2 separate regions of the Homo sapiens genome follow, and region 1 is linked to region 2. The links are chromatin loops, found by intact Hi-C in ENCODE. Cell type or tissue: mammary epithelial cell. All regions are shown on one strand. Links, peaks and the distances in the headings refer to the core of each region. The heading gives the core; the rest is flanking DNA.

Evidence for each region. A loop is a pair of places that touch in the nucleus more often than their neighbours do. Peaks named below come from ENCODE experiments on the same cell type or tissue, not always from the same donor. Only the 100,000 strongest peaks of a DNase experiment are listed, where the experiment ranks them.
Region 1: a loop joins it to region 2, with 9 times the contacts of the local background. A loop is called at or near these places in 21 of 110 quality-filtered maps.

What each region holds. Positions count from the first base shown.
Region 1 is chr11:19,936,009-19,945,971 of GRCh38, reverse strand. NAV2 (neuron navigator 2) reads right to left here. Exons shown (of 38, transcript NM_145117.5): 8 at 6,199-6,311. Among named protein-coding and RNA genes, the nearest start is that of NAV2-AS3, 40 kb to the left of the region's middle. In mammary epithelial cell, for the core only: a CTCF peak has its summit at 7,534 (motif pointing left); a DNase peak (open chromatin) is centred at 6,861; H3K27ac peaks cover 367 bases.
Region 2 is chr11:20,106,478-20,116,440 of GRCh38, reverse strand. NAV2 (neuron navigator 2) reads right to left here. Exons shown (of 38, transcript NM_145117.5): 36 at 8,659-8,777; 37 at 1,646-1,849. Among named protein-coding and RNA genes, the nearest start is that of DBX1, 49 kb to the left of the region's middle. RefSeq lists enhancers at 1,263-1,762, 1,763-2,264, 3,069-3,968, 3,969-4,868. In mammary epithelial cell, for the core only: a CTCF peak has its summit at 5,361 (motif pointing right); DNase peaks (open chromatin) are centred at 4,040, 4,980 and 5,330; H3K27ac peaks cover 968 bases.

The DNA of each region.
Region 1 (9,963 bases), core at 6,456-8,955, 170 kb after region 2:
GCTTGCAGTAGCTAGAAGATCTGCACCTGTTAATCACAAATATTTATACAGAGAAAGGTTGCCTTCTTCCTTGTTAGATGTATTATGTCACCTCAAATTCAAGCTCCTCTACTTACTGGCTGTGTGACTGTGGGGAAGGTGCTGGTCCTCTCTATCCTTCAGACTTCACTTTTCTAAAAGGAACGCAGTGGTAGTACTGACCTCAAAGGACATTTGTGGAGACAAACTGGGATCAGGCCTGGAGATCCCTTAGCACAGTGCCCACCATAAGCACTCAACACAAGCCAGCTGGTGCTCTAGAGCAGGGAGCCTGTAAGAAACAGCTGGGGGTCAGGTGCAGTGGCTCACGCCTATAATCCCAGCATTTAGGAAGCCAAAGTGGGCAGATCGCTTGAGCCCAGGAGTTCAAGACCAGCCTGGGAAACATGGCAAAACCCTGGCTGATGGCATACACCTGTAGTGCCAGCTACTCTGGAGGCTAAGGTTGGACGATGTCTTTAGTTTAGAAGGTAGAGGTTGCAGTCAGCCGAGATTGTGCCATTGCAATCCAGCCTGGGTAACAGAGAGTGAAGGGAGGAAAAGAGGAAGGGAGAAAGGCAGGGAAAGGAAGGGAAGGGAAGGAAAGGGAAGGAAAGAAAGGAAAGAAGGAAAGGAGGAAAGAAAGATGAGAAAGACAGAAAGATAAGAAGGCAAGAAAGCAAGCAAGAAAGAAAAGACAGACAGAAAGCCAGCCAGCCAAGAAAGAAAAGAAGGAAGGAAAGGAAAGAAAGGGAAGGGAAGGGAAGGGAAGGGAAGGGAAGGGAAGGGAAGGGAAGGGAGACAGAAAGAAAGGAAGAAAGAAAGAAAGAAAGAAAGAGAAAAAAAGAAAGAAGAGAAGAGAAGAAAAGAGAAAAGAAAAGGAAAGGAAAGGAAAGAGAAAAGGAAAGGAAAAAGAAAAAGAAAGAAGAAAGAAAAGGAAAGGAAAGGAAAATGGAAATGGAAAGGGAAAGGGAAAGAAAAGGAACGGAACGGAAAGGAAAGAGGAAAGGGGAAAGGGGAAGAAAAGAAAAGAAAGAAAGAGAAGGAAAGGAAAGGAAAGAAAGGAAAGAAGGAAAGGAGGAAAGAAAGACAAGCAAGACAGAAAGACAAGAAGGCAAGAAAGCAAGCAAGCAAGGAAGAAAGAAAAGACAGACAGAAAGCCAGCCAGCCAAGAAAGAAAAGAAGGAAGGAAAGGAAAGAAAGGGAAGGGAGGGGAGACAGAAAGGAAGGAAGGAAGGAAGGAAGGAAAGAAGGAAGAAAGAAAGAAAAGAGAAGAGAAGAAAAGAGAAAAGAAAAGGAAAGGAAAGAAAAGAGAAAAGGAAAGAAAAAAGAAAAAGAAAGAAGAAAGAAAGGAAAGGAAAGGAAAATGGAAATGGAAATGGAAAGGGAAAGGGAAAGAAAAGAAATGGAACGGAATGGAAAGGAAGGGAAAGGAAAGGGGAAAGGGGAAAGAGGAAAGGGGAAAGGGGAAAGGAGAAGAAGAGAAAAGAAAGAAAGAGAAGAAAAGGAAAGGAAAGCAAAAGAAAAGAGAAGAAAAGAAAAGGAAAGAAAACAGACAGCTGGGTTCCTCTTTGTCAGGACCACAGTATTCCATTCCCTGGGCAAAACTTTCCACAAGACACTTGGCTGAGCAGCATTTGAGCTGAGCTGGCACTAGTGTACCATGAGAAATATGCCACACACAAGCTAGGACACAGTGCAGTCTTGTTTTGCCTTCTCTGGCAATTCTGTTTCTTTCTTTCTTTCTTTTTTTGAGACAGAGTCTTGCTCTGTCGCCCAGGCTGGAGTGCAGTGGCACGATCTCAGCTCACTGCAACCTCCACCTCCTCAGTTGAAGCGATTCTTCTGCCTCAGCCTCCTGAGTAGCTGGGATAACAGGCGCCCGCCACCACACCCGGCTAAATTTTTTTTTGTTTTTAGTAGATACAGGGTTTCACCATGTTGGCCAGGCTGGTCTTGAACTCCTGGCTTCAGGTGATCCACCCACCTCGGCTTCCCAAAGTGCTGGGATTACAGGCGTGAGCCACCACACACGGCCTAGTTCCGTTTCTTTTAGCCTTACAAAGGGAAGAGGAGAGGTGCAATAACTACAATAATAATTAATAGAATTATATATTTTCTCCCTCAGAGTAATTTTAGGGAGAGCTGAGAAGACTGAGGAAGCACAATCATGGGTCTTTAAAAGCCTAGGACTATTTTCAAGCGTTGAGCAATATTTTCAAAGAAATCTCCATCTAGAACATAGCACAAGCAGAATTTACATTAGACATCAAGCAGCAGCAAGTAGAATTGACATCAGACACCAAGTTGAACTTCCAACAATTGCCATTAACAGGGGACAAGGCAGCTAAGAAATATAACAGAATTAACTTTTCTTCTGAGATAGATGACAACTTTCTTAGGTCGTTCTTGGCATGGTGGTGCCTGGAGGCTGGGATGGAGTAAATGATATACCCATGATTTCATGGAGGAAATTTACTTGAAAATGCAAGTGCTTTCCAATTTCTCCTTCCACCTTTTAACCCAAAGAAATTTGGAAGGCATTTTTCTCTTATCTGAAAAGTGGTCAAACTTGCATTTCCCTCCCAGTGCTTTAAAATACATATATATGTATGTGTTTTTTTAAAAAAAGCAAAGATGAATGTCTATTATACCTTCCCCTAATGACTTTGGAGGAATGTAACTGCATCTACCTTCTGGGCCATCAGTGAAATCTTTTACTGCCAATTTGGCCACATTTTATGTATATAAGCCTGTTAAAAAAATACTGATTCTTAGGTTAGCTCTAGGCCCTTTAGAAAATATTGATTATGAAGCTAAGTCTAGGCATAGGTTTTCAAATTACCTCAACTAATTACCTTAACCACACGCACAAAATATAATAGCCATATTTACTTATCCATCACTCTATTAATGACATATTGTTGCTGGTCTTAACCCTCCGTTAGAAATTCAACTATTTTATTTTTTAGAGACAGGGTCTTGCTCTGTTGCTCAGGCTGGAGTGCAGTGCTGTGATCACAGCTCAATGCAGCCTCAAACTCCTGGGCTCAGGAGATCCTCCCACCTCAGCCTCCCATGCAGCTAGGGCTACAGAGATGCACCACCATGCCTGGCTAATTTGTTTTCTTTGCAGAGATGAGGTCTTCTATGTGTTGCCCAGGCTAGTCTCAAACTCCTGGCCTCAAGCGATCCTCTCACCTTGGCCTCCCAAAGTGCTGGGATTACAGGTATAGCTACTGCACCCAGACAGAAAGTCAAAGATCTTTGAGTTGGGGATGGTGTCTCATCTTTCCTTTTGGTAACCCCCACACAATTTATAGAGGTCTAAGAAATGTTTATTATACAACACATGTTTGGTCAGTATGGGGTTGTAGGAAAAGCATGGACTTCAGTTATCCACAGATAAATATTTAAATTGTGGCAATGCTGCTTATTAGCCACTTGACCCTGGACAAGTCACTTATCCTCTCTGGATCTCATTTGTAAAGTGGACATAAAAACCTCTCGCTAGAAGGGTTAGGGTGAGAGTCAGATGATATGGCACATAGCACAAAATGAGGGCTCAGTAAATATGAGTGTCCTGTTTCCCTCTTGTGGGTCGTGCTGGGAAATATTTGCCTTCCTCCAGGGCTCTACATCAGATCCCAAGGGCAATGTAGGAACACAAAACAGTAACCCACCTGACATGCTTAGGTGATCACGTTCTAAACTGCCAATTATGCCTCCTCTGACAATGACCTGAATGTAGGATATACCCACTAACTCACAGCCTGAACACAATAAAAACACAATCGAGCTCCAGTGGAAACAGCAGGGAGCTTTCAGCTCACAGATATGGAGAGGTCTTAAAACTTTAGTGTCTACCTGTAGCGATCTGGACCTTGCCAAGGAGGGCTCTACCTCAAGCCACTAGTCATGATTGGGAGAGCATCGCATTGTGACCAAATATGACTGAGCTTGGAGGATATCAAAGTGTTACAAAAGGACCATGGAAAAAATCCAGGATTTTTACTTGGAAATAAAGAAACCTTAAGGGATATGTTACAACATGAAAAAGAATGAAAACTGGGGCTTCAGAAGGCTGAATTATATCCGGTGATTGGAAATGTAAGAATAAAGAACTCCATTAACTGCTGAAGCCGTCAACAACAGCAAAAAAGTAAAGGGCTGCCTTATGAAGGAACAACATTTTGTCCAAGAAATATTCAAGCAGAGGCTGAAAGATGAGTCCTCAGTAAGCTATAGAAGGAATTCATGAGCAGTATGATAAGCAGGTGTGTGTGGTTCCTTCAATTCTATCATGCAAGATGCATTTCTCAACTGTAAGGCTCTGTACATGACCACACACCATAGGAAAACCCACCCATTTGCATAAGTAAGAGGAAGAACTAAGCAATTGATCAAATAGTTATGTAAATGTCCATTTCTAAATAGTCCTACCATGCACTGTCATTTCAAAGGATTGGCTGTGGGTAAGTTAAATTCAACCTCATGCTATTTATTATTCAGTGTCTCCATAAAAAAAAATTCAACATAGTCACATGTGTGACTTCTACTGCTTGAATATAAAGACATGTCACCCTGATAAGGAATTTTTGTTAGCGACCAACCCCATTTGATTTGACACCAAAGAGTGCACAGTCAAGCACTACTGGCTGCACAGTCTCTTCCCCGCAGCCGATTGACAGCATTTCAGGGTTTCTGAGCTCTTAAGGCCTGGTACAGGGGAGACATGGAGATAAAAAGAAAAATTAGGGGAAGATCACACACTGCAATCTGTCACTCTGAAATCTAAGTAATATTTGGAATATTCTCCGGCTCCTGCTTTTGCTTTTCAAATGTGGATTTTGCTGAGACTCAGCATCTGACAGGAATCCACACTGCTCCACGGGCCACACATCTGAACCATGCTGGGATCTGAAGCGTTGGCCTCGCTCTTTTGATGTCTGCACATCAGAACACAATCTGGAATGTGCATGGAGACTCGAGCAGCCATCTGAACTCCACACCCTTCTCATTGCTGGTCCTTTTCCCGTGCTATCCATGTACTCATATGAAAGAAAGATACAAACCTTGAAGAGAAGGAAACAAAATCAATCCCAAATGTGGGGCCCAAATCATTCTAAGATGGACTGCTTACAAATGGCTTGAAGAATCTCTGCACCATCACCGTGCCCAGGCAGTGGAACCAGAATCCTCTGAAATTAATCACTGGGGCTAATTGCTAGATGGGTAAGGTTCAATCACTGGGCTGCAGACCAATTCCACAGCTGTAATGTGGCTATTAAAATGCTGTAGTCAGGGATATTCAGTTCAATAAATGGATTTTAAGCCTGGATTCAGTTTTTAACCCGACTGTGGAAGTGGTAAGATATGAGAAGAATGACACAGCCACTAATAAATCCATGGCTTACCACTCATTTCCCTGACTAGAAGCTGCTGGAGCTTGGGACACAGAGTTTTGGAATGGGGAAAAGAGACAGAGAAGATAGCAGCCTGGAATCCACCGTAGTAAGAATTCTAATTAAGGTGTGACTTTTCTTCTTTAATTAAGAATGCGATAGTATAGTGTCCAAAAATAAATGCTTGCAGAATTAACTATACAACGACTGTGGATTTTATGCCGTCATACAGTATAATGTACCTGTAATCATCATTGTCTACATTACATTTAAATAAAATTTATATTTTTTTTTTGTTTCTGGTAAAAAGAAGCATGTTACAATTTTCCCCCCCAATTCACATAGGACTCTAAGAACATATTTTAAATCAGTGCTTCCATACAGGAACGAAATCCACTATTTTAGAATTCTAAATCTTGTTGAAAAGCAACTTTATCTGAAGAGTAAACAAGAAGATTCAAAGTTAAGTATCAGTGCAGTCCAGAGCCCCTAAATGAATAAAACTGAACGTATCTTAAAAATAGGATTTGCACACCAGTAAGAGACTTGTTTACGATTCTGGGGAGGAGGGAAGAAACTGTAAGAGGGAGAGAAAAGGGAAGAAAAACAAGAAGAAAAATAATAGGAAAAAAAAAAAGAAAGAAAGTTTGTTTAGCTCAAAGTCAATGCAAACATAATGCAACTCGTAATCAAGCTGGGTTCATGCTGTTCCAGCAGGTATTGCGTGGAAGGCCTCATCACCAACAGACACAGATTTCTGAGGCTCCATACTCACCAGTGAGTTCTTCCAGAGCAGGCTGTCCAGTCTTGGTGAAGTGGCTGGGCTCCACGCTCACACCTGTTGAGCTTGACTCGGCAGTAACATTCCCTTCAGTGTCCGTCTGAGACCTTCACACACAAACCGAAGCAGACACACTTGTCATGAGAGGCAACTACCACATCTGGACCACTGTGGTCTAACCACAGCCCTCACCATCACCTCCTGTAGCAAGAAGCTTCAGAACAGAGTGGACCAGCAGACTGACGCTAAATAATTCATTAGCCGTATGTGGAGCAATGTCCTAAGAACAGAGAGAGCCGCTGAACTGTAAAAGATAAACTTTTCATTGCCCAGATGGAGGGTCTGCAATCCCTCACTGGGGAATGCTTCTCTGAACCTCCGTCAGGATGCTAGGTCTAGCCAGACACATGCTGGAGGGTACGGGGTGATTTGAATAATTTAACCTATGCCAAAGAACAGCTTCTAAGTAACCAGCCATGCCAACAAGTCAAACATAAAGATGACTCTATTAACAGCTCCCCCACCCCAAAATTCTCCTGACATGGTTTTCTCTATAAAGGTGACCATAAAACCAGTCGGAAGTGGGTGCCAAGCAGGTGTGTTTGCCCTCCAGGTCTCTGATTCAGAGCTTAGTTCTTCTGACATGAAAGGTCTCATTGATCATTATTTCAACACTTGACTGAAATCTGTACTTCCCCAAACCCTCTCCATGCCCTTATTTGTCAAGCAAATTGAAGCAACAGCTTCATGCAATGTTTTCTTGTCACAGCTACCTCTGCTCATTCAGGCATGGCATGCAAATGCATAATTACACTCAGATGCATGACCCTGCATGTAACATTATTAACGCACTGGCATGCTGAACTAATTCAACCGATTTCACTACCTGTGAAGAAAACGTTTGCCCAGAATGAGAATGGACCACGGGGGATGTACTGATAAACCTCAAGTCATCCAACTGTTCTTCCCTCCTTTGTTCTTCCTACTGAGGCCATCGTTCTCAATTCTGTTATCTTTACCTTTAAAGGATTTCATACTCCCTGTGCTCCTTTCACCTCCAGCCAGGGTCCAAGCCCTCATCATCTCTGCTGAGGCCTTATGAGTACTTTGAAACAGGTACCTCACACCTAGAGGTTACAAATGGCAGCCCGGTGTGGAAACCAGCCCAACTTATTCCTACTGGTCTGCATAATATTTTAAAGTTTTAAAATTAGTTCAACATTTAAAAATCGGGATATTTCACAATAAATATCTGCATTTCTGCCTTCGTCCAGTAAAAACAATAAAGCTTGGAAAGGACTGTCTTTGTTATTGCAGATCGCCACCTGCTGGTGCCAAGTGGTGGCTGCACCCTCTAAAGAGGCGTGGCTCCCTCTGCCACAGGCCCACTCACCCTGAGCCACCCATCTAGATGACCATTTAGAGGCCAATTAGGCATCTGAATCTGTGATCTCCATTCTACACTCTTCCTAAGTTTGGTCTACTCCCCACACGATCTTTCATTGACTTTTGTAATACTGACGTGATGACATCACTGTCTTCGGTGGTTTCCATTACCCACAGAATAAGGTCTAAACCCCTTATTGTGGTAGATGATGGCCACATTCTTCCTTTATTTCCAGCCCCATCTCCTGCCTTTCCAACTCTTTACATACAACTCTACTATGCTGCACCCACATGTGGCTTCTCTCCACATGGCTTTAACAGGTTTATCTTTGCAGTAACTACAACCTCTCTGCCTAAAGGCCCTTCTCCTCCTTCCTTAGTTCGCTGCTAATCTGTCTTTAAGATGCAGCTTCCATGTCATCTTTTCCTGAGAGCTTTCCTTGACTCCTTGCCAGGAGTTCCTACAGCACTCTCCTTATTCTCTTGTTGGCTAAAATGTGATCCTATAGCACTCTCCTTATTCTCCTGTTGGCGAAAATGTAAATCTTTCCTCAACTAGATTGAGAGCTCTTCAGAGGCAAAGGTTAGTTCAAGTTCATATGCTACACAGGCAACGCAAGAAGGGTGTGTTGACTGGATAAATAAGAAATGTTTAAGTCTCAGAAGATGCTAGGTACTAGAAGGAACATTAGACTTGGAAGTCTAAATATTCGACTAGCTCCAGGTCTAAGATCTATAACTTGTTAGCCATGCAAAACTTGAGTTGTCACTCCACCTCTTTGAATCTCAGCATCCTCATCTGTACAATGGGGATAATAATAGCAATCTCCTCTGGTTCTATAAAAATGAAAGGTGATGTGACACACAACTCTTAGTAAACTATAAAGTGATAAAGTGATAGATGAATCCACTGTTACTTCTGAATTGATAAATATAATTCATTCTGAGTGATTTTTAAAAAAATGACCCATCTTCCCTTTACTCCTTGGTAACAACTTTAACATGGAGAGGTTTTGGTGGGCGGGGGGGGAGCAATTATAAGTTATATATAGTGAACCATAAGCTTGAGGGAGAGAATTTTAGAGCAGAAAAGGAGAATAAACCATTTTATAGAATCTAATCTAATCCAATCTTCTCATTTTCCAGATGAAGACAATAAAGATAAAGTGATTTAGAGTCAAGACTGGTGGTTAAGAGCCTGGTCTCACTAGTTAGACAGACTTGGCTTTTTGGTTTGTTTGTTTTTGAGACAGTCTCGTTCTGTTGCCCAGGCTGGTGTGCAGTGGCGTGATCATGGCTCACTGCAACCTCCGCTTCCCAGGTTCAAGGGATTCTCATGCCTCAGCCTCCGGAGTAGTTGGGACTACAGGCGTGCACCACCTCGCCAGGCTAATTTTTGTATTTTTAGTAGAGATAGGGTTTCACCATGTTGGCCAGGCTGGTCTTGAACCCCTGACCTCAAGTGATCTGCCCACCTTGACCTTCCAAAGTGCTGGGATTTCAGGTGTAAGCCACCATGCCCAGCCTACACCTGGTTTTAAACATGAGCCCCTCTAGTCTAGTTCTGTGACTTGGGGCAAATTGCTTAATTACCTCTAAGCTGCTAGCTCATGGAGGTGTGGGAAGAATGAAGTGAGCTAAGATGTGGAAAGCCCTTAGCGGACTCTGTACCCACACTCGATCAATACCTGTTCCTGCAGCCAGTGCCGAAGACCTCAGAGGGCACCAAGGGCTGATAAAGGACAGGGCCCAGGTGTCCTGATTCGTATCCTGGTGCTCTTATTTCCAGCGTCACTTCCCAGACTACCCTAAAGATGAAGGCAACTCAGAGGGGACAGAAGGACGTTAGTTACCCAGAGTGGGCATTAACGTAAAAACGGGGCTAGTCAGATCCACATCATAGACGTTTTCCTCTTCCTCCTCTTTGTCAGACATTTGCTTTTTATCATTAAGACTTTTTCTTCTGATAGAAAAGCTTGAAATAAAAAAAGGTTATATCTTTTATAATCTTTCAAATGATTATAGCGAACAACAAAAAAAGAAGGAATGGGATTGATGGTGATCAAAGACTGTCATATTTTAATTTTGAAAATGCAAATTGAGAAGCTGTGAATCCTGAATATGTATTACCTTAAGACTAATAATGCTATTGGAATTATAAAAATTTCATATGGAGCTATTTAGTTGCCTCCACACTTCAGAGAACAGTTCATGGCTGGGCGCGGTGGCTCATGCCTGTAATCCTAGCACTTTAGGAGGCTGAGGAGGGTGGACTGCCTGAGCTCAGGAGTTCAAGACCAGCCTGGACAACATGGTGAAATCCTGTCTGTATTAAAATTAAAAAAAAAAAAAAAATTAGCCAGGCATGGCGGC
Region 2 (9,963 bases), core at 3,884-6,383:
CCTTTGTAAGACTACTGTTATAAATATTGCAAACTAGGTTGTACATGGCAACACAAATAATAAATCCTTAAAAAATACAGTTCCCACTGCAATCTTCAACAGAACCACAGCTACATCCCACCAAACAGTAGGATGGCAGACAACCTGAATCGCCTATTAATATTATTATTATTTTTTTAATCTAGGGACTTAATTAGCTGCTAGGAATAGAACAGTAAATCAGTTGTCTTTTAATCCTGCTACATCTCTTATAATATTTTCTTTCATTAGGTAATGTAAATAATATTCTCTGTTATGTTTTCTTTTTGCTATGCCTGCCAAGAAAGCTTGGGGCTAAATTTAAGGCATGATAATAGTCCTTTAACCATGGGAGGTTTTGGTATATTTGCTTCCTTTTTATTTTACTGGGCTTTTGATTTGTTAGGTCTAATTTAGCAGTGTGACTCTGTGTGGGTCTTATATTGGTAGAGTACTACAATCGATTAGAAATACTACTGTTATTGGCCCGGGTGTTTCTTTTGTTTGTTTGAGACAAGGTTTGGTTCTATCAACCAGGCTGGAGTGCAGTGGCACAATCTTGGCTCACTGCAAACTCTGCCTCCCAGGCTCAAGCCCTCCTCCCACCTCAGCCTCCTGAGTAGCTGGGACTATAGGCATGTGCCACCATGCCCAGTTAATTTTTGTATTTTTTGTAGAGAAGAGGTTTTGTTACGTTGCCCAGGCTGTAACTGCCCACCAAAAGTGCTGGGACTACAGGCATGAGCCACCACACCCAGCCCGGGTGCTTTTTTTTTTTTTTTTTTTTTTTTGAGACGGAGTCTTGCTCTGTTGCCCAGGCTGGAGTGCAGTGGCGCGATCTCGTCTCACTGCAAGCTCCACCTCCCGGGTTCACGCCATTCTCCTGCCTCAGCCTCCCGAGTAGCTGGGACTACAGGTGCCTGCCACCACGCCCAGCTAAATTTTTATATTTTTAGTAGAGACGGTGTTTCACCATGTTAGCCAGGATGGTCTCGATCTCCTGACCTCGATCCACCCGCCTTGGCCTCTCAAAGTGCTGGGATTACAGGTGTGAGCCACCCCAGCCTGGGTGCTTCTTAAAGGGCCTTTATTGTTTTAGCAACAGCCGAATAAATAAGAAGCTTAAACAGTGTGAAAGACTTAGCTCATCTCAATGGCCATGGGACTCATATTCAGGCCTCCTCCCCTCTGTGAGTCCCTCCTGCCCTCAGACCTCTCCCTGTTTACCCTATCATTTGCCTTGGGCTTCTGGTCCTTAGCAATCTCTTCCTCTGCTCTGCTATCGGTAGGAGAGATCAAAGTAATAGGATAGTAGGTAATAGAGGTGGCATCCCAAATCAGAGGGCAAAGTGTTGTATAGAGACAGTAGGTATAAGAACATTTAAGGGGAAAAATCAATTCTTAATCTGTTATCTAATACCAGAAAAAAATTTCAGAGGAGAAGTTTTTAGTGAAAAACTAAAACCATGGAAGAAAATATTGGCAAAAATGGCCCAGTCATTTGGGTCCAGCCTTCCAAAGCAAGGCTGGATTTAGTCACCTTTGTATTTCCAGAGGCTCTGCATCATACCCAACACACAGTAAGTGCTAAAGGAATGCTGAGCTGCTCTGGTGGCTGAGGACTCACCAGCGGGTCACCTTCAGCATCACTGGGGGGCATCTGCTTGCTTGTCGATCCCTCCCGAGGCATGGAGTAGCCGTCGAAGCCGACATCCTCAGGCCGTAACTGCAGCAGGGGAGGCCACTCGTGCTGTTGTGGGCTGGCTGCCCATGGATATGTGTCCATCACCCACTTGGCAGGATCCTCCCAGGGGGCGCGCCTTCCATAGAGCTGAAAACAGGCAAAGAAGGAACAGTCTGGAAGTGGCCCAGATCTCTCTCGTAGCCCCAGTTTTGCAGCTTTCTGAAAAACTCCCCAAATCCAGCATCATGCCTTCCCTGATGGAGTAATTCCACTTCTATTCCATGCTCAGGAAGTCATCCAAGATGCAGACAGTTCGAGGTGCTAAGGCTGAAGGCAGCATGACCCAGTGGTCTAGAATACAGGCTTTGGAGTCAGGCTGATCTAGGTTCATGTCTCAGCTCTGCCACTGACTCACCGTGTGACCCTAAACTCTGAGCCTTGATAATCCAATTTGAAAAACTGGCTTTTGGGGAAAAACAATGACCTGATTTGAAGCATTTGCCAACATCCATGGTACAATCCCACCATGACTGACTTCAAACCACTGACATGATGTCACTGGATGTGGAGTTGGAAAAAGGTGCTATCAGCTTTCAAGAGCCAGCTCTAGTACTCCATTTGGTGCATCTACCCAAAGAATACTGCCTACATACCTTGGGTTCTGGGCACCAACACTGCAGGCAGAGGTCACAATGGCCCTGGCTTAATATTTACTTTGATTTTGTATTGAGACAAGGTTTTGCAATGTTGCTCAGGCTGGAGTATAGTGGCATGATCATGCTCCCTGTGGCCTCAATCTCCCGGGCTCAAGTGATGCTCCTGCCTCAGCCTCCCAAGTAGCTGAGACTACTTGTGTGCCACCATGTCTGGCTAATTTTTAAAACATTTTTTTTTAAGAGATGGGATCTCTCTATATTGCCCAGGCTGGTCTTGAACTTCTGGGCTCAAACAATCCTCGTGCCTTGGTCTCCCAAAGGTCTGGGATTATAGGTGTGAGCCACTGTGCTGGGCTGGTCCTGGCTCAATAAAACCCCGTTTCTTGAAATGGGTCTGACTCTTACAGCCCCTATATAGAAGTGCTACTCCTTTTCAAAACAGCAAATTGCTAACAGAGGTTGCACATAGGCAGTGAAATTATGAGGGCTTCTCTCTTGTCATGTATTTCTCAAAATTCCATAATAGCTAATTGGCTCTTAAAACAGTAAACTATATTATCACTTAATTTTATGGTAAGATCAACACCATGCCTCCAAGCTCCTTTTCTTAAGCCTCAATTATCTAATGGTAAAATGATTTTAGTGACCATTACTAGCAATTTCAAGAAATACATACATTCTTTGAAGAACAGAAACCTAGACTGGCCCAACACGAGGCTCTGTATATTACACAGCTAGGTATAGGCTTTATATTTTTCTCCTTTAACACCACCACATCTTCCAGCTGACTTTGTGCCAGGTACCGTGAGAAATGCTTTACGAATACCTTGCTTAACCACCGTGCAACTCCAAGAGGAAGTACTAATATCCGTGATTTACAGATGAGGAAATAGGCCCAGGGAGGAGAGAAGCCAGAATTGGAAACTAAGTATGTTCAATTCCACGGCCCACTAGTTTGGCCCACTTGGTCCATGTGGCAGGACATGCTCACAGCCAGGGCAGTGTCACCTGTAGTTCTGCAGAGAGGACTCTGCAGGGGGCCTTAGAGCACAGAGACTAAAGAGTCCTGTGGGCCACCACGGCTGCAGTGTGTCTCTAGGGTGGCCACGGCTGTCTGTCTGTCTGTCTGCTCTCCCTGCCCTCCCGCGAATCCTGCCGTGGAGAGGGTACAGAGAGCAAGGTGCTGACAACAGTGTGAAGCTGAGCTCTGAACCAACAAAACCACGTCTTTCCAAGGGGAAGGAGCTGGGGCCACCTAGCCCCACCCCCTCATTTACCAGATGGGCCAATCAAGGCCTGAAGAGCAGAGCCCGCTGAGAAAGGCTGTCAGGCAGAGCCCGATTTGAACCTAGAACCTCAGCTTCCTTTGCCAGGCCTTTTTCCTCTCCACCCCTCCTGACTGACACCACCTTGAACAACTCTGAGTCATGTGAGCCACGTGACTCAGCCAGACCCAGAGCAGGGAGACGCGGAGCAGGCTGTTGGCCAGATATCAGTGTGACAGCCTGCTGGGCTCATTGTCCCTGCCAGCAGTGCCCATACTCCCATGACTGTCTGTGCCATCTGGGACCTCTAGCTATGATTTCTGTCAGGGAAGCTGCCCACCCTGCCCCTTCTCAGATGGGCCCATCTCTCTGTATTCGTGGCTATCACCCCCTCTGCTTAAGTCATGCAGCCTCCTATGACTCATTGCCTTCCCAGACACCAGCACTCCTCCCGTCCTGCGCTCTGGCCCAGTCTGTTGCTAAGTCTTCCTTAACCTGGGGCAGGAGTGAGTCTCAGGCCTAGGAGCTCAGTCTGGCATTTGAAAAGCAATTATTGTGTGAGCAGGAAGGAATCGTGTGAGGGGCATGAGTTTGTGTGTATGTGGGCATGTGTCTCAGGGCAGAAGAGAATGCAAAAGTGGGATATTTGGAGCAGAAGAAGGCTGCTCCACATTAGAACCATTTGTGCAATTTTGAGAAGTTTCTCCCTCTGAGGTCTTTCCCTGTGGAAACTGGGCTGCATTTCCCAAGCCAGACCTCACATGAGGCTGAACCAAACCCTCACAGCTACTGCTTCTGTGACAGCTACTGCTTCTGTCTCCACTCTACAGCCTGGATGAGGACATGCTCAGGGCTGCAGAATCACAGAGGCTAGAACTCCTGGAGCTGAACATGTCCTCAGAGATTATCTGGCACCATGGTTTTCAAACATTTGCTCTTCATCTCTGGTCCTCAACTGAGTAGACTGGGGAACTTTTGGGCTTCATAGAAACCAGCCTGAAAAAACACTCTTCTAGTCCAAACTTGTCAATTTATAGATGGAGAACCCAAGGCCAAGAGACGGGAGACCTGTCTGGGGTCTCAGAGCAGGCTGGATAATCCGATAAATGGCCCCACACTGACTCTGCACTGTTCCTGTTCCCTGCAGGCACCAAGCCTGCCCTGGGCACAGAGAAAGGCCTTTTGAGTTACCCTGCAGACTTTAGACACTTTGGCAAGTGTTTCCAATGACAGCTCCAAAGGGAAGCAGGGCTCAGGACTGAGTCATAAGACAAATGCACATTAGGTACATGTTAACATCATCTGCAAGAACAGAAAATATTTTTACAAGCCTCCTCACTTGTCACTGGACATGTTCAAGTCTGGGTGATGAATGGCTGGGTAAGTACTGTGGTAAGCAAAGGAAACATCATAAAGCTCCTCAGCTCCACTGCAGGCCCCGAGGGCAGCAGCAGAGACATCTGGACAGACAGACACAGAGGGGAGGACATTCACTTTCCCTAAGGCAGGAGAAGGAACCTGGCATCCCCACTGGGTCAGGAAAAATGGGAGCAGGACAACAGGGAGCTGAGACATTGAAAACTAAAACCTGGGCCACTGTGAGCCTTCTGACTGTGGGATGCAGGGGGCTCCTGGGAGGGTGTGCACATCACAGAAGGATGCATCGGCTGCACATTCAGGAAGGTCCTCCAAGCAGTTCCACAAGTGCATCTGCACTTACACGCCCTTGCAGTGCTACCTTATGCTCACTAGAGGGCGATATCATGTTTCCTCCTGGCACGGGTGTACCTGTGGGAGGGGCTACCTGGAAGCCATCCTCATCCCCTGATGACAGCAGGTCTCCTTACGTTCCCACCAAATCCATACTACCATGGGCAGCGCTCCATCCCAGCTCCTGGTGCACGGTAGCCCTGTCAGAACCCATTCTAGGGACTCCACCTGTTCTCAGCCTAGAACCTCACTCTGAACTGCAATGTGCTCACTTCATGGCCACTTACCCGGGTTAGGTGAGGGGCAGGTGACCCTAGAGTAGGTGTGGACTCAAAGTAACACAAAGGAGAGTAGGGAATTTTAATTTTTTAAAAATAAAGGAATCCTTTTGTCAAATGAAATCATAGGGAGAACTCCACTCTATAAAATTCAGTATTTGGTTCCCCAAGCCACCTGTGGCTTCTCAGTGGAGTGATGGGTGTCCTCAGGATAGCCTGAAAATAACAGAAGTAGCCAAGGGGCCAGCTAGTCCTGGGCACCAACACGCACTCCACCATACCCTGCTGAGTGGACATGGTACGGGGCAAGAACGTCCGTGAGCCTCAGTTTCCTCATCTGTTAAGAGACTCACTGGGCTGTCAGAACTAAATGAGATCATGCACGTCGGGCCCCTAATGGTGCCTGTCAAGTAGCAGGCCCTCAAAAAACATCACCAAATGTTCCTTCAAAACCAGAGGCATGAAGAACACAGCAAGCTTCCGCAGGAATCCGCAGTCTATACAGTCTCCTGGGCTGATCAGGATGGCGAGGTCACAAGTTTGGGGCATAGTGACTCACTTTTGAGCCACTTAGTGGGATGCAAACTCTGGCCGCCTCCCTTTGCAGCTCCACACTCTTGAAAGACTAACCTTCAAATGACCTCTAAGCACAAAGCAGTGATGACTTTTCCTGCCTCACACTGAACTAGTGAGTCTTGAGATGGGAGCATGTCTCTGCTCCCTGCCCCAGATGGCTGGGGCCTCACTTTCCCATGGTGGGAAGGACGCCCAATGATCCTCTATGATCAGCTCCATCAGCAACCTCTCCTAGGTGGGAAGGGGAGTTCCTTTCCAGCCATGCCCAGAAAGCCTTCCTTTAGGTTCAGGTCCAAAGGAGCAGGGCCTTGGCACCGCCAACCACTGTTAACCAGTGAGGGGCCTGCTCAAGTGCAGCGCAAGGCTGGAGCACAGACAGGCTCCCTGCTTCCTGGTTAATGCCTTCCAGGGCAGGGGAGGCCTTTATTCAGCAGAGCCCGTGAGTTCTTCCCAGTGACTCTGAGGTTCACTCCCCTTCCTACACCAGAAGACCACATTTAGAGCAAAGATGAAGCAAATGGGAGAAGGTGAGGTGGAATCAGGGGCAAACAGTCCACCTCATCTGCCTGCAATTCTCTTTACTTTTCTTAAGCAGCTTGGGTTTCCCAGAGGTGCTGGGCATATCACACTCCCTGGAAGCCATCAATGAGAACAGAGGAGAGAAGCTTCTGAAATGAGACAGACTGCAAGAATCCAGCAGGTAGGAGATGCTTCCACTGGTCCCAAAATAGGAATGACTGAGTGGTTGTTTGGGTCTGTGGTCTTAACAAAACCATTTGATTAAGGACTAAATTATGGTCAATTTATCCACGCCAGTGACTTTACCTACCTAGGGAGGTTCTACTGCAAAGATCTAAAATCATTCATACCTTCTTGTATGAAAGCAACAGTTGATAGAGCTCTGCTAACCAATGATTTTAGGCTGGCCAAAAGTTGCCTAATTTCTTGCTTTTTTCCTGCTTTCACAATACACTTTATTAAATATGCTGACTTGAATTTGCAATGCGTATGCTCCAGTTTAGTGAAATATATCACAAGAGGCAAAATACTTTCCTTTTCAAGCTCCCTTTGTCCTGAATGCCTCTGAAGACCATCATTGCTGCTATAAATCATAGATAGAAAATAGTTGAATACTCCTCAGTTCAGCCCTACCAGAAATGACAAACACTGACTGCAGCCATTAACTTGCATTTGTCACACACGTGCCTGTGGGTGCACACCAGTCCCTGCACCCTCCACAGGCCTACGATAGCATCTTGTGTCTCCCACTGTCCAGTACCAAGGAAACAAAAAAACTCTTGGAAACCTGGCTACCAAACTGGTTTCTGGATTATTCAGCCACATGTGATGTCTGCTGATTACTAACTGTGAGTGTTAAAAGCCTACAGAACTTCTTAGGCTGCCTCCAGGCTCAACAATAAAACTATCCCAAGTTCCAAATTAATGGTAAGCTTCCAGTTAAACCCTGGGTCAAGTGAGAAGTAAAGAATTTTTGCTTTCCGGGCTGGGCACAGTGGCTCATGCCTGTAATCCCAGTACTTTGGGAGGCCAAGGTGGGTGAATTGCTTGAGGCCAGAAGTTCAAGACCAGCCTGGCCAACATGGTGAAACACCGTATCTACTAAAATCCAAAAAAAAAAAAAAAAAAGCCAGGTGTGGTAGCACACGCCTGTAATCCCAGCTACTTGGGAGGCTGAGGCACGAGAACTGCTTGAACCCAGGAGGTGGAGGTTGCAGTGAGCTGAGATTGTGCCACTGTACTCCAGTCTGGGTGACAGAACAAGACTCTGTCTAAAAAAAAATAAAAAGAATTTGTGCTTTCCAACTGCTGTCAGGCAGGAGGAACTGGCAGCCTTATGGGCCCCGAAGTTCCTAAGAGGGTAGGGGTGCTGATGTCAGGGAAAGAATGCCACCAGCCTCAGGGCTAAGAACCTGGAATTTGACCCAGAAGGCATGGATTCAAATCCCAGACCTTTCAAGCTTCCCTTTTATAACCTTAAGCACATCATTTATTCTCTTTGAGCCTCATTTTTTCTCTTAAAAATGGAGTAAAAAACCAAATTTCTGTCCAAGTTCCAGGACTAATCCAAGGCTTAACCCAAAAGGCAGATAGGAGAATATTTTGCAAACTGTGAAGTACTACACATGTGTATGGTTCTACTTCTCAGGCACTCACGATGCTGAGCACTTCCATTTCATCCTTGCAACAAACTCTTTGTGGCAGAATATCAATGAGGGCTCTGAGGCACAGAAAGGCTAACCAGCTGGCCTGGGGTCACAATGCTAATGGGTGGAAGAGCCAGGACTTGCAGCCAGGTGTGTCCCTACACTGGACTACACTGATGAACTCCCAGGTGAGGGGTTGTCACCCCATGTCAGTCAGATTCCTGGAGGAGGAGATAAAGACAACTCATCTGGTCACCAGAACAGTCCCCCTCAGCTTCAAGGAAGCCAGCAGGGGTGTCTTCTCACCTGGAGTCCTTCTCTGACGGCTTCCAGGAGATAGGGGATAATGGAATAGTTCCACAAGTCGGTGAACCACACTCTCGAGCCGTCCACATCGATGGGGCATGACAGGAAGAGCCGGGGGCCTGGAGACCACAGTGAAAATACATTAGCACTCAAATGGGCATGGGTGATGGGGCATCAGGTGAAGCCATGGTCCGAGCACCCTTCACAGGAGGGACCCTAGACGTTCTGAGGGATGGCAGGGCTGAGGCCTGAACGCAGGTATACTAGCCCTGGATGGTGGCCACAGAGAAGGACACTCTGATCCCTGATTCCACCTGGGGGTCTCCCTCCTCCAGGAAAGGCTTTATGGGGAAGATGCTCACTGTGGCATCACTAATCTTGATTTTTAAAAATGGAAGCCCATGCGCAGTGGCTCACGCCTATAATCCCAGCACTTTGGGAGGCTGAGGCGGGTGGATCACAAGGTCAGGAGATCGAGACCATCCTGGCTAACACGGTGAAACACCGTATCTACTAAAAATACAAAAAAAAAAAAAAACTAGCCAGGCGTGGTGGTGGGTGCCTGTAGTCCCAGCTACTCGGGAGGCTGAGGCAGGAGAATGGCGTGAACCTGGGAGGCAGAGCTTGCAGTGAGCCGAGATTGCGCCACTGCACTCCAGCCTGGGCAACAGAGCGAGACTCCGTCCTAAAAAAAAAAAAAAAAAAAAAAAAAAAAAAAAAAAAAATGGAAGCCCATGACTGCAAGTCCAAAAGAACAGAAACAGTTAAGCAAATGAGGGTACATCTACATTTGATCATTTTGTAGCCTTTAAAAATAATTTTTAAAACTGAGTAATTGGCTGGGCATGGTGGCTCACACCTGTAATCCCAGCACTTTGGGAGGCCGAGGCCGGTGGAACACCTGAGGTCAGGAGTTCGAGATCAGCCTAGCCAACATGAAGAAACCCCTTCTCTACTAAAAAATACAAAAAAATTAGCTGGGTGTGGTGGTGGGCACCTGTAATCCCAGCTACTTGGGAGGCCAAGGCAGGAGAATCACTTGAACCTGGGAGGCAGAGGTTGCAGTGAGCCAAGATCACACCATTGCACTCCAGCCTGGGCAACAAGAGCAAAACTCTGTCTCAAAAAACAAAAACAAAAACAAAAACAAAAACAACAACTGAGTAGCAACAAAGAATGCTCATGAGATAGTGCTAAATGAAAAAGGATTTTTTTTTTTTTTTTTTTTGGAGTCTCACTCTGTTCCCCAGGCTGGAGTGCAATGGCGCAATCTCGGCTCACAGCAGCCTCCGCCTCCTGGGTTCA